Linked DNA regions of Mus musculus: region 1 is linked to region 2. Evidence: chromatin contacts called from ENCODE Hi-C or POLR2A ChIA-PET data. All regions are on one chromosome and are shown on one strand. Each heading gives the region's core, a stretch centred on a gene start or an enhancer-like site at or near the end of the contact. The rest is flanking DNA. Distances are from core to core; before and after follow the strand shown.

Region 1 (7,356 bases), core at 1,277-3,776, 170 kb after region 2:
CCACCTTGATGATATTGGACTGAACCTCTGAACCTATAAGCCAGCTCCAACTAAGTGTTGTCCTTGTAAGAGCTGCCTTGGTCACGGTGTCTCTTCACAGCAGTAAAACCCTAAGACAGAAGGCAAGCAACAGACAGAGCAAGATAGTGTTAGATGGCATTATCTACTGCAGAGAGCAAGGCAGCAGATGAGATGAGAAGCCAGGAGGAGGAGGAAGAGGAAAGAAGGAAGAGGCACAATTCCCCTTACCCCAAACCCCTACCCTACCCCACCCTGCCCTTGAAGCTGCACACAAGGAAACCCCGAACTCTGAACTGAATCACACAGGCACACCTCACTATGTGGGAAGACAGAAATTCGGACCTGTCTGCACCTGAGAAGCACATATTCATCAATGGGGGTGGGGGTGGGGTCTACCACCAAAGGTGAAGGGACTGCAGTCAACTAGCCACAGCAGGGCAACCCCCACAGTGAGATTGTGATGTGGGCGGATAACTTAATAGTGTCCCTTAGGACATGGGTCTCCATGGGTCTCACACCAGTGGGGTCTTATGAGCAAAAAGCCCATGTGCTTTTATAATGGGTTCTCGTCCTGAGAGTATCTATGGAACATGGAGACTGTGTCTCCTGGAGCAAACGCTGGCTTGTTTAGTGTCCAGTATGAAAGGACCCTGTCATTTATGCACAGCAGGGAGACTCCTGTAATCCCTGTACTTGAGAAGTGAAAACAGTTCCTTGGGCAGCAGGAACCCAAGTTCAAAACTAACCTGGGATATAATGAGAGACTCTGTGTGTGTGTGTGTGTGTGTTATACACACACAATTTGTTATGATTTTAATCATGAGGAAAAATAAATGCAGGTTGTGCCACGTGGTACAACGATAACACAATGAGATGCATGCAGCGATCTCAGCACGACCTCCCTCTCTGCTGCAAGTGATTTTTCTACACAGCACGTGGTACTTGGCCAAAGCTACCCTGAATTTCTAGTCTTCCAGCTGGCATTTATAGAAGATAGGAGTGCCTAACCCTGCTGGCACTTGGAAAACAAAATCCCAGGGAAGGGCTCTGATGAACTCAAATGAGGTCCTGTGTTTACCCTAGAATCAGAAAGGGATGGGGGGTGGAGGTCAAGCTATGGTATAACTATGCCTTTCAGAAGGTAAAGAGGGATTTGGGAGCCTCCTGTAACCCAGGACAACAGCAGGGAGAGGCAGTTTTAGCCAGGGAGGGCCAGGTGGTCAGGAGCTGCAGATTCGTGGATGCACCGTTTTCAAACAGAGCGAGTAGGAGGAGGTGAGGCCATTCATTGATGGGAAAGGCAACCCAGCCAGTGTGGGTGTTTGTTTTGAACTTGGTGAATTTAGAATCTTTGGGGACATAATTGTAGAAGAAAGATCACACTGGTCGCTGACACTGGTCGCCGAGGATACAATTCTGCCGGTCAGAAAACCGTGGGCAGACTCAGCTACTGGAGGAAGACCGAGTGTGCCTCCCAAGGTTCCTGGCAAAAACTGTAGAAGGTGCCACCACATTGAGCTGCCTAGCAGCAGAGTCCTCCGGTGTCACCAGGCCACTGGTGAGAGACAGCCTGGCTAATTATGAATGCAATGCGGAGAAGCCAGAGTTAGTAAACCTGCCTGCATCCACATTTCTGTAGAATGCCTGCACTTCCCGTGACTCAGCGAGGGCTCCTCCTGTGGCTTGTTCCAAAGCACACTGGGAGTTGTTGGGCAAATATTTGAACAGCCTTTCGATCTGAAACCCGAGTAGCTGAGCCCTTCAGCTTCAGAGCCTGCAACTCCTTGCTGCCACTAGCTCTTTCTGTCCCTGCTACAGCCAACCCCTGCGGCAGCAGGAACCACTGAGCAACTAATCCCAAACTGGATTTTCCACCAAAAAAAAAATGTCACCAATGATGGAGGAGAGGAAAGATGACCAAAAGTCCAGGGCACCTTGCTCCCACTCAGAGGGCTCGCTTTATCTCTCATGGTCGGGTTACATGCTCATTTCGCGTTCAGCGGGAACTGAGTGTGTGATTAATCTCTTGATCAGGAGTGAGTCAGGCATGGGTGTGAATCCACAAAGTGCTAATTACAAACGTGCTTCCTTCCTGGGAGCCAGTAAGAGAAAGTTAGTAAGGCAAGAGAGAAGTGCTGGGCGGGTCCCTGAGCAGGGACCCAGAAAGACCCCTCCACTCCAGTTCCCCTCCGATCAGGCAGGGCAGAGGCGCTGCGGGTGCGGAATGAGAGACCCTGGCTTCTCTATGAGCTGCACATCTAAAATAAGACTCCACGGGAGACTCTGGGAATTTCCTGTACTTTTTAACTCTCAATGTCCTATTTATAAAGCTTAGTCACTGCAGTTGTTTCGCAGTTACTCCGCGGCGTGTAGAGACAGGTCATAACAGGAAACAGGCTCACAGGAGGCTCTCTCTCAACCGCTGGCTTTGGGGGAATCTGGGTCCGGTCTCCACTTGACAAGCTCAAGGGACTTAACTGGACTGGGTAGCTCTCTAATCTTTCCACTGGCCAGCCACACCCGGCTCTTACATATTCCCGAGGAGGGTCTGGCCTCTTCAAGGGCTTCTTACAGACACTGTGAGGCCCAGCTTCTTGGGAGACCCCCAGGCCCTGGCACAGAGTATGGTCTGAAGGCATCTTTTGCTTCCTGCAGCAAGAACAGACCTGCCCAAGCGTCTCTGCTCGTCCCTGTCTGCATAAAAAGGGCAGGTTCTCCCAGAAGGTTCCAGGCTCCATTGCCTATGTGCAGAAATTGTTAAAAACAATTAAGAGGCAAAGGAGGGGAGAAGAGGGAATGAGCTGAATCCAGCAAAGCTCAGCCAAATGTTTTGCTCCTGTTTCAACCCTGGGCAGAGCCACAAGAGAGAACAAAGCCCTGTTCACTTCCCCATTTCACAGCCACTAAGCTAGCCTCTGAAATCAGGCTCTCTCATCAGGGCTAGTAAACTAACTCCTGTCCCCAGTGTCCCCAGACACTACAGGGCAGAGGTAGCCCCATTTGTTGTTCTTCATGGGGGGCATGGAGTCTTCCCAACCAGAGCCAGCTTACTTCGTAGCTGTAGTTTCTCATAAAGCAAGATGACCAATAGGTGGGCTAAGGCTCTCAACCAACTTTTCTTGGGAGCCGGTACTGGCTTAGCCCTGACTTCTGAGGCTCTGAAGCAAAGAAGGTTTAGATTTGGAGATGTTCCTTGGCTTGAGACATTTTGGGTCACAGTCCCAATAGTGTGGTGGTTTCTGATGGAGCTGGGCCTCTCTTAGCTCTGGGTGTGCAACAGTCAGAACCCAAGATGGTGTCGTGTGCCAGGGTTCCTCCATGTCTTACACTAGAGGTGCAATGGCCCAAGGACTTCTTTGGATGGCATTCCTGGACCGGGGTGGTCTGGTCCATTCTCTGGAATCTCAGGCTCTTTTACCATCTGCTGCCTCTCAAGTCCCCAGGCTGACCACTGACCAAGCCTCCTATTCCGTTCTCTTTCTTCTGGCTTCTTCCTCTCTCTGTTTCTCTGCCTCTTTCCGTTCACAGGCCTTTACACCCCCTTTTTCTCCATCTCTGCATTTGCTGGCCTGACAGTAAGTCTCCAAAAGCCACATGGAACCCATATCTCAGCATCCAGAGGCCTAGAGATTTTCCACCTCCCAATGAGTCACACTTCCCTGAGCTCCCACCACCAACCACAACAGAGGCTGGGGGGAGGGCCATACTTACAGCGCATAAAGACAAAACATTCATCAACGGAGAAGAAGGATGTTTCAAACAAGTGAGAGCTGCCAAGGTTCAGCAACTGTGTCAGACGCAGGATCAACCTGCAAAACTCAGTAGCAGCTGTCTCCACCCACAGTCGCTGCTAGAAAGTACCACTTCGAAGATACTATTCATAACAAAGGCATGAATTACCAGATACGTAGGAGTTTATTAACCAGGAACACACAAAAAGTCTATAAGCATTTTAAAGTTCCAATAAGGCCGCATAAAATTATCTGCACACAAGAGAGCACATTCTATGCTTTGGAGTGAGCATCTTAATAAAGGATGTCTTGTATTGGATAACTGTGTAAGGATCTAATTACATTAATGATTCAACTATACACTGAAGACAAAGCCAATCAATGTGCTGGCTGGCTTTCTTTGTGAGGAACTCTATAAATGGATAACGTTTAAAATGGAAAGTGGAGAGGGGATTTGCTTAACCAGATACACAACAAAACCTCCGTAAGGGCAACGCTGTGTGACCGGCTCAGAAACAGTTCTAAAGAGCTGAAGAGCAGAAGAGCAGGCTGCCTACGCTCTGCTTGTACACAGGCAGGAGTCACTCTGCAGCAGGGATATGTTCTGAGAAGAGCATGTTAGAAAATGTCACCCTGGTCAGGTGGTGGTGGCCCATGCCTTTAATCCCAGCACTTGGGAGGCAGAGGCAGGCGGATTTCTGAGTTCGAGGCCAGCCTGGTCTACAAAGTGAGTGCCAGGACAGCCAGGGCTACTCAGAGAAACCCTGTCTCTCAGGGGGGCGGGGGGAGAAAATGTCACCCTGGTGTGAGCCTCTCAGAGAGTCCATCAATAGATATGATTAACATCAAGTATCTGAGGCTGCTGCAATGTCACATGGTAAAAGCCTGACAAGAAATGTACAGAGTAACCGTAGAGTGATGATAATTATGGCAGATCTATGAATCAGTAATCGGACAACATAGACGTGAAGAGGTGAACGTAAGGAGCACACAATCTGAGTGCGTGCTTTTCGCTCTCAGTTAAGGCTTGGCTAGGAGAGCTGCCCGTGGTGTTATAACTGGGACAGGGGTAACAAAATGTGCACCTTGCATCCCTGTGTAGCTTAAATTGCACTTTTGACCAGGCTCCAAATGTCCCCTATTGTCAACAGGAAGCTCTCCTTGCACCTGTGGTAGAGGCTCCAATCCAGAAGAACGGGAGCTGGGGTGGGGCTGAGTTAGTGTCCCTTCTGTCCCTAACAAGCCTGTTCTGAGTACCCGACAAAGTCAGACACGGAATGTTCACACCCTCCTTTTAGAAGCTGAAATCTTGACTCTTCAATGTGATGGTCTTAGGAGAGGCCAGTGAGGTATGGTTAGGTCCAAGGGTGGGGCTCCCAGGAATAGGATTAGTGCCCTTATAAAAGAGCTTCCTGAACCATCTGCCTGGCCGATCTCATAGCACAAGGAGACAGAGAAATTGCCACCTCTGTACCAGGAACAGGTCCTTGGTAGATACCGAACCTGTACCAGGCTCCAGAACTGTGAAAACTACATTTATACTGCTTGGAAGATGTCCACTCCATGGTATCCTGTTGTAGGAGGGTCTATGTACTGTGACAAGCCACATTTCCTCCAACTGCTTCACAAAGATAGCCCATCTCCTGAACTCCCGAAAGCACATAGAAATTTAAGATAAATGTGGCATAATACCAGCCATTGTTAAGTTGTTTGTCATTTACCTAGCTTGTGACAGAGTCAAGGACCCATTCACAAAAGCAGCGCCAGGTGTGAAATGCCCCTGGGTGCCCACTAGCCGGGACATCTCATTTGCAAGGGAGCATAGAGGCTGTAATAACGTGAACAAACCTGCACATCATTAGACTATAAAAATCATTAAAATATTCAAGTGTTTAAAGACTTAATGACCCAGCAAAGCAGGAAAATATACTTAACTGCAGATCTCAGTCATTAAAAAAGCATTTGTTATACCACATTGACCTCCTCAGAAAACTCGGAAGAAAGATCTAAAGCAAGAACACACACCACAAAAGTCTGGGCTAGAAAAGGAGATATGCTCTCACTGGGTGCCCAATGAGGCGAAGACTCTGAGGTGCACAACTCTCCTTCTGGGGTGCCAGAGGCTCAACACACAATGAAAACTGCAGTAAATCCAAGGCTCTAGAGACTTCTGAACTGTAAAGGCATTTCTAAGAGAAGCCCCTCTGAAGGAAAAGTACCAGAAACAGCAGGAAGTGATGCAGCGGGAGACTGTGGGGAGAAACCCCGTGGGAAACAACTGGAAGCAGCTAACTGGTCCGCGCTTGCGCACCAGGTCGTAGTTTCTGTCTTTATAAGATAAGCAGGGTTACCATAACAAGTCCTTGGGTCTGCGTGGCATAAACAGTAGAAACATGTTCCTCATAGTTTCAGAGAGTGGAGAGCTGCGATGTGACTATCACAGCATTAGCTCCTTTTGAGGCATGTGAGGAAAGAATATGTTCAGGTGTCACTCCCTGGGTCCTGGGCGGCCAGCTTCCCCCATCCCCCCAGGGCCTTACATGTGGTCTTCCTTCCCAACGTAAGAATTCCTTCTTGTAAGGACACCAGCGATCTCGGCTAAGATGGTGGAATTGAAGCATCTTTTGTTCAACTCCGTGAATGAGAACGATCCAGCTAACAGATAGAGACTATATCCTTCCTTGAAGGGAAAGTGAGAAGCTCTGAGAAGCTCCAGTCAGGTGGCATTAGCACCCAGCCCAGCCCCTTCCAGTCTACTCCGGTTAGCTTCATCACTTCATCACAGACGTCACTTTCAATATGGTCTCACTGGAGGAATGGTTATTAGGACTTCAACATTTTATCTGGGAGAGGTGAGACATAGGTCGGTCCTGAATACTAACTGGATGATGACGATGCACACTAGAGTCTCACTGTGTGGGAAGGAGCTGAGCTTTCCTGAGGGGTTGACCTGGTGCAAGTCCAGTTCCCCAAGACTCTGACAAAGATCCAGGGCTGCAAGGCAAAAGCTGGGGCCGTTAGTCATCACCGAGTTCTGTGACTCCAAGCAAAAGGCATGAAGCGCTGAGCCTCAGTTTTCTCACTTGGAAACTACGGAAGCTGAATGTACTGATTGGCATTTCAACCTCCTCTGGGATGACAGAGCAAGGAAAAAACACAACAGGAAAACCTACCTTCACACACACACACTCACACATGCGCGCACACATTGCTACACACTCATAGCAAAAGGCTGGCAACATTAAACTGTCCACTAATGATGATCAGGTCGACTACACCACGGTCCGCCTGCACTGTGCTGAAACACTATACAGACTTCCAAGAGGCCATTCTCAAGAAATCGAGAGAGAAGAAAGTACCACCCTTTATATACAGCCACTTGTATAGAAGATATAAATGTGTATTTTTTAAAAAATTAAAATTTAAACTTTATTTATTTATTTTTAAAGATTTATTTATTATTATATCTAAGTACACTATCGCTGACTTTGGATGCACCAGAAGAGGGCATCAGATCTCATTATGGATGGTTGTGAGCCACCATGTGGTTGCTGAGATTTGAACTCAGGGCCTTCAGAAGAGAGTAGTTAGTGCTCTTAACCGC
Region 2 (7,372 bases), core at 1,082-3,581:
CTGAGCCATCTCTCCAGCCCTAGCTTAAAATTTCTAAATGAAACTTCATCATTCTGTAGATCTTCAAGGCTCACTTCAAACGTAGGACTCTTGAGCAGATACAGTTTTGGATCCTTGAGTCCCTTGTGACCGTCGTTTTCCCAATGTTTTTAATACTAGCTGGAACTTTCATATCACACCAGTCTTTCTTAGAAAATCGGTCAACCTTTCACCACACGCTTGCTCTTGCCTGCCAAGGTACTCCTTAGAGAGCCATTTTATATGCAGCTAACAGTTGAAAGGGGAGGGAGAGGCAGGTTGTAAGTGGTGGAGCCACTGGTCAGGTGCCATGTTCCCATAAACAACACTAAGGAAATCACTGTGTCTCAAAAATGTAAAAGAAAAAAAAAAAGGCATGAAAGTAGAAGGGGCTACTAAAAAGGAAGTCAGTGAAAGGGAGCAAGGGAAGGTGACAGAGGGGGAGAATAACTGAAAAACATTATATACACATTTGAGGGCAAAATGATTATGTACAATTAATATAATAGAAACATCAAATAAAAATTATTCTCTAGAAGGGGTCAAGAAAATAAGATGTTTCATCTGTGGTATGGTTTAATAGTTGCCTAAATTATTACTATTTGGAAGTGTTTGGAATATTTTAAAATTTACCTTTTTTTTTTTTTGAGCTAGGACCTCACTTTGTAACCTTGACTTGGCCTGGAGCTCAATATGTACACCAGGTTGGCCTCAATCTCAGAGATATTCATCAATCTCTGTCTCTCCAGTGCGGGGGTTAAAGGCATACACCACCTTGAATGTCTTTAAATTACATTTTGCTTGGTGTCCTCCAAGTCAGGGTGGGTGACAAGTGCTTTAATCACTGAGCAGTATCAACCAGCCCCAAACTGACCTATTTTTTTTAAAGCATGGCATAGAGAGTTTAATTCTTACTATTGGCGACTAGTTTCTGACTATTGCTATTTGTTTTGTACTATAATTATTCTTTAATCATTTATTATTGGGGCTGGGAAGATGGCTTGGTGCATTAAAAAGCACTTGCTTTGTAAGCAGTAAGTTCCAGAGTTCGAATCTTCAGTCAAGTAAAAAGCCTGCTGTGGTTTCAAATACCTGTTGCTCCATTGGGTCACCCCTGTCCTGGGAGGTGGAGGCTGGAGAATAATTTCAGATAACCCTGAGCGACTGTGAGGCCAGTACTTGTTAAATAGAGTGGCACACTCTCTAGCCTAGACTGACCTAGAATTACAGCGACCCTCTCTGCCTCAGTCTCATCACTTCTGGTACAGGTGTGAGCTGTACCAGATGACTTCCTTTTTTTTTTTTTTTAATTATAAAATAAAAACAGTATATTATCATATGCTGTTGTAGCAACTTCCTTGAACTTAAGTTTTCTCCCCGTGTTTATTTTTATTAAAAATTTCACCTTACTTTAACCTTAACACTATCCGTTTAATACAAAAAGGTTTCCTGGTCCAGCAAGATGGCTTAGTAGGTAAAAGCGTCGGGCGCCAAGCTTGACTTGATACCTGGGACCCACATGAAGAAAGGGGAGAACTGACTTTGGTTGTCCTCTGACCTCTCTCCGTGCGTACGCACACTAAATGAAAAAAAGTATTTGAAAATAAGAACAAAACCCAAAGAGTTTCCTTATAGTACGTGGAGAGCAGAAGTCAATTCAAGGGAGTTGGTTCTCTCCTTCCTGGGGAACGAAGGCGGGTCCGCCCTCTCGGTGGCAGGCTTTACCCACAGTCATCTCGTCGGCCCTGATAGTCTGTTTCTTAAGAAATGCGGGCGGTTCAGACCAGACTTATAAAGAACGAGTTTAAACTTTCAAAGGCAGGGCTTAGGGGCAGACCCAACTCGAGTACAAAAAGTGCGGGCTACTTTGGCGGATTCTATGGAACACTGGCCTCCCACGTGTCTTCCAGGAAACTGAAGGAAGGCTGGGGAGAGCGGGAGGGGCTTCGCGCAGGGGGTCCGGGAGCGAGCCTGGGAAGCGTGGCTGGGGCGCCGGTCCTAAGGGCCGACGAAGCCCGCCCTCGGTGGATCCGTGCCCCGCCTTCGAGTGGCGGAGAAGGAGACCCGCGGAGACCCCGGGTAGAGCGACAGGTGGGCACACGGCCAGCCCCACGCCAGCAGGTTCCGCGAGGCGCCGGCGTTGAGCCCCGGGAGCCGCCGTAGCCCCGCCCCCCGGCGCGTGGCGCTCGTGACGTCGAGAGCGCGGGCCACTCTCCTTTCAGAGGTCGCGCTCTTCCGAACGGTCGGGCCGAGGCGCGCGTGCGCAGTTGGGAGGGGAAGTGAGGCGGTTTCCTCGGCGCCTTTTCCGGCAGCGGCGGCGGCGGCAGCAGAGCTAGGAGGAGGAGGTGGAGGCCGGAGGGAACCCGCGCTCGGGGCGGCGGCTGGAGGTAACCTCAAGGGCCGAGCCCGAAAGGCGGGCCGCGTCGGTCTGGGCGCCCCCTCGGAGGCCCGGCGGTAACTCCCTTCTCCCTCTCTGTGTCCCTGCAGGCGAGCACCCGCGAGTTCCCGCGAGGATCCATGACCTGACCGGGCGCCGAGCCGCGCTCGTCGTCGGGGTGGTGACCGGGGTCGGTGCCGAGTCCGGTGCTCGCAGGCCGGCAGGCCGGCCGCAGTTGGAGCCGGCGCGTGCCGAGGCGGCGGAGGAGCTGTCGGCGGCGCTTGCTCGCTCGCTCGTTCGCGCGGCGCCTGCGGGGGGGAAGGGCAGTTCCGGGCCGGCCGCGCCTCGCCTCGCCTCGCTTGAGCAGGGCGGCGGCTCTCCCGGCGCAGACGCAGGGCCCCGGCGGCGGGCGATGCCCGAGTGAGCGCAGGCCGGGCCCCTGCTCCCCTAGCCGGCAGCTTCGCGCAGGCCGCAGGGCGTCCTCGCAGCGGGGCGGCGACGTTTCGGGCTCGCGGCGGCGTTGTAGGCTTGAGGGGACCCGGGACACCTGAATGCCCCCGGCCCCGGCTCTTCCGACGCGATGGGGAAGGTGCTATCCAAGATCTTCGGGAACAAGGAAATGCGGATCCTCATGCTGGGCCTGGACGCAGCCGGCAAGACAACGATCCTGTACAAGTTGAAGCTGGGCCAATCGGTGACCACCATCCCCACGGTGGGCTTCAACGTGGAGACGGTGACTTACAAAAACGTCAAGTTCAACGTGTGGGATGTGGGCGGCCAGGACAAGATCCGGCCGCTCTGGCGGCATTACTACACCGGGACCCAGGGTCTGATCTTCGTGGTAGACTGCGCCGACCGCGACCGCATCGACGAGGCCCGCCAGGAGCTGCACCGCATTATCAATGACCGGGAGATGAGGGACGCCATCATCCTCATCTTCGCCAACAAGCAGGACCTGCCCGATGCCATGAAACCCCATGAGATCCAGGAGAAACTGGGCCTGACCCGGATTCGGGACAGGAACTGGTATGTGCAGCCCTCCTGTGCCACCTCCGGGGACGGACTCTATGAGGGGCTCACATGGTTAACCTCTAACTACAAATCCTAATGAGCGTCCTCCACCCAGCCCCCGGAAGGAGAGAAATCCAAAACCCATTCCTAGGATTATCGCCACCTCCATCACCTCTTTGAATTGCCACTCTCTTTTTGAATCTGAACTCTGGAGTTACTGTTCTACAGTTTAGTGGGGTTGGGGGTTTTCTTTGTTTCCTTTTTTTTTTTTTTTTCCCTCTTGGCTTTGCGTTAGGATGCTCTGATCTGACATTTGACACGAATACAGTGCTAGATGCCTTGTGACTTCCAGCAAACGGGGTGGGGTAATAGCAACTCTTGGTAAAGTCCTTTATAATAATGGTTTGATTTTTTTATTTCGAGAGAATCTTCCCCCCCATGTATGCTTTTTTTCCTTTTTGCCCAGGTTCTTATCACTTGCTGTAGATGGCTTATTTTGCATTCATGCAGACTATGTTCCAAGTCTGTTTCATCTAGTAAACTGAAAATTATTGCTTAATCAAACTGCCGTTTGTCTTTTATATTTAAGGCCTCCCCCCCCTTCCTCCTTAGCGCTAACTTTAGCAGTTTCAAATGTGACCTTTTATAGCCAAGACCAGTATGGTGAACTAAGCCCACAGTGGCAAGATAATGAGTAATAGCAGTGTAATGTTCCAGTTGCACATGAGTGTGTCAGACAGGTAATGTCAGGAGCCCCTGGCAGTGTCAGCCATTAACGTGCATGAGGAGGAGTACAGCTCGAGCTCCCTTCACCCTAGCTAACTGCCGCCTAGAACAAGCAGCGCAGCCTGTAAAGCCTACAGGTCTCTTCCACTGCAAAGTTAGCAACTTCGCTGTTTCCCTCTTCTTACCTTTAAAAATACTCTTTCCAGAAAATGGAGCAATAATGGTGTATGCCTCACACAGATGAAATATTTGTAGATATTTTAAAGTGACTTTTGGACAAAACTGGAATGTTACCTTGTTTCAAATGTCTTAAGACCAGTAGTTTTAAAATTACTAAACATTTGCTCACTAATAAAACATTTAAAAAGTCAAATTATATGCCCCTTTAACGTAGCTGGAAAGAAAATACACATTCCTGTTTTCACGTTACAGCAGCTGACTAGACCGAAGATAATGACATTTTTTAAATAGATGAGTGATCTACATCTCCATTAAGACACTGGAAAAGATGTTTTATTTTAAAAAGGTATTTAGTTTTGCTTGATTGTAGGGTTTACTCCTGCAGATATCCTGTTGGTTCGGTAGTATATCTATCTCCTGTAAGGAAGGAAATGTGCTGAATGAATGGCTTAGATGTGGATGACAAAGGGGAAGTAGGCTGGACGGGAAGAACCTACAGATGACAATGAATGTAAATTAACTTTAAGGGTAAGCATTGTGCTGGTTGTATCCGGATCTTAAGATGATCTGGCTAGGACCTGTAACTAGATGGAGACCACTATAGTAACTTTTTGAACCAAATGTTAATGTCATTCCGAATTGTGAAGCAGCTTCTGGTTTCTCTGTAGCCTTAAGGATTAATTTAGCGATCCTCAAGGAATTAAACTTAGGGAATTTGGGAAATGTAGACTGCACAGGCAGTGTACTGGAAAAGGTGGAATTTTTTTTTTTTTTTAATGAGGGTGTCTGAAAATTAAAATCAAGCCGGATATCATGGTAAAGTTGGACAGTATTGGTCCTTCATGTTTTGGCCATATTGTATAATGGAGCTTTTACCAAAGATGTAGGAGAAGCAGGAGGCTATACAAAAATGAGCTGTAAGTAAAACATTTAACCTAAAGCAGATGAGAAAAGGTGCTATGTTGTAGGCTCCTATTGGTGCAGAGGGATTTTTGATTCAAGACGCAACTAAAGCCTAACGGCCTCAGTTTCACATTAATAGAAGCATCTCTAGGAATGAGGCGGACTCACTTAAGAACATTTTAGTTGCTTTTACAGTTCCCAAAGCTCCACCGTAAATGTAATTCTTAGTGTTTTAAATGATTACATTCTAAGGTACATAAATATGGTTATACAAATATCAATGCTATAGTAACATCCTGAAACAAAATAAGCACAAAGGTATAAATGCCTAAACTGGAGGAAACTTGAAACCCTCATGTTGATTCTTAAATGTAGTGTTCTACTTGTGACAGACAGATTGGTAGACAGCCATTTTTTTGTGTCTTAAAATAATTGGGGGCATAGTTAAAATTTTATACAAGTGATTGCTGTTACTGAATGTTGCAGGTGAGATGGGTTATTTTTAGCTTATTTGAGATATCTGAAGAGGTGGGAGGGGGGGAGACATATTTGAAATTTGAAAACCCTAAACCTTTTGGAAAGAAATTGTAATTTTCACTTACATTTCTTTAAGACTTTAAGAGATTTATAATTGATGTAGTTAAGTCAAACCATAACCATTGGTGATTATGAAGCAAAAATTAGAGCCTGCAGAAAAAGTTATAATGGAAGGATTAAAAAAAATCTAAAGATTTTGTTTTAATTGCATCAATTTCTGTATTTGTGTGAATTTATAAACATGCAGTAAGTTTTGAATGAGGTAAATCTTGTCTAATATAAGTAAATGAGTCTGTAGACTGTGATCCCCTCCCCCAGCTAAAAAAAGTGCAGTACTTGGAAATTGTTCTTTATGGTTGTAGTGTTGCTGAAGCACTAACATGCAGAAAATAAAGGAATTACACAGTGCAGTTTCTTGGTTATGTTACTTGGAGTAGATAAGTGGGATGTATTGGTATCTTGGGCCATGTTATTCTCCAGGGATATATGGTATAAAAGTGAATTTCAGTCTGGCTCTTACGATAAAAGATAAAAAGATTTTTTTCTCCCCTAAATAGTGACTGTTTAAGGTGTTCCCTGTTTTAGTTTCACCGGGCTTTTGACAACTGAGGGTACAGTAGCAGTTGAAGATATTTAGGTCCCCCGCCCTCCATCACACAGTGAATCCCTGACCCCTTTTGCTTTGCTTTTTGAGATAGGGACTTGATAAGTTGTTCCAGTGCACTTTGCACTTGTGCTCCTTGCTTGCTTCATCCTGCAAGCCTGTGCTACCAACTCCACCTCAGGCCTCAGGAATCTTTTTTTGTTGTTGCCCTCCCCCAACCCCCACCCAAATTACAGTTTTAGCATTTTGAAAGTACAGAAGTGAGTTTAGAAGGAATTGGCTTTCAGAGTTGTCCTTTTCTTCTTTAGTTATCTTAATCTTTCATTGTAGAGTTGGGTTTTAAAATTTGCTTTAGAGATCATAGTTGCTTGTTTGACAATAAGGGCAGAATTATAGTCATGTAAAAGGTAAAACTGTAGATGAATAGTTTAAAATGAATTTTAAAATATTGTAAGCATTCCCTATACTAATCCATCAAGTTTTCTTTTGTTGTTGTTGATTATATAGTGTCTTGATGTGATATATATATATATATATATATATATATATATATGTATGTATGTATATATATATATATATATATATATATATATAGTATGATTTAGATTGCACATCAAGGCTGAGTTTGTTAGTGCCTACCTGTAATCCCAGCACTTGGGAGAGGGAGGGATCACAAGTCTGAGGTCAGCCTGGTTTATTAGAGACATTGGTTTTAACTAACCAAGGAGGCTCATATTGATACTTACCTAGTATATCTAGTACTAGGACTTACTGAAATATCCAAGATCAATTTTTCAGTGATAAGAGTAGAAAGTATTTACAATGGTATGTAATGCTTTAAATAGAAATTGAGCCACTACAATCGGAAGTGATACTTTTTCATATTCTGTTACTTATTATCTTACTCTGTATGTACATACACACACACACATGCACACACGACTTGTGAGATAAGTCTTGTCTCTTACAGCTAATAATTTTTATAAAACAACATAGAGCAAAGTATTTTTCAAATC

Evidence for each region. Hi-C counts contacts between places; a loop is a spot of excess contacts on that map. ChIA-PET counts read pairs that join two places held with the same protein, here RNA polymerase II (POLR2A).
Region 1: a loop to region 2 is called in a map of CH12.LX, with 3 times the contacts of the local background. The contact joins the enhancer-like site here to the promoter of Arf6 in region 2. A Hi-C loop is called at or near these places in 2 of 37 maps with a recorded cell type or tissue (CH12.LX and mouse trophoblast stem cell). POLR2A ChIA-PET finds 5 or more read pairs at or near these places in 1 of 5 experiments (Patski).

What each region holds. Positions count from the first base shown.
Region 1 is chr12:69,535,818-69,543,173 of GRCm38, forward strand. No RefSeq gene overlaps it. Among named protein-coding and RNA genes, the nearest start is that of Gm46353, 11 kb to the right of the region's middle. Within about 2 kb of position 2,527, at least 3 of the 3 ENCODE cell types and tissues checked have a DNase peak (open chromatin) inside an H3K27ac peak, as active enhancers do.
Region 2 is chr12:69,369,819-69,377,190 of GRCm38, forward strand. Arf6 (ADP-ribosylation factor 6) reads left to right here and starts at 2,332. Exons shown (of 2, transcript NM_007481.3): 1 at 2,332-2,405; 2 at 2,506-6,162. The coding sequence starts at 2,976. The coding sequence ends at 3,503. It also overlaps the pseudogene Gm18113.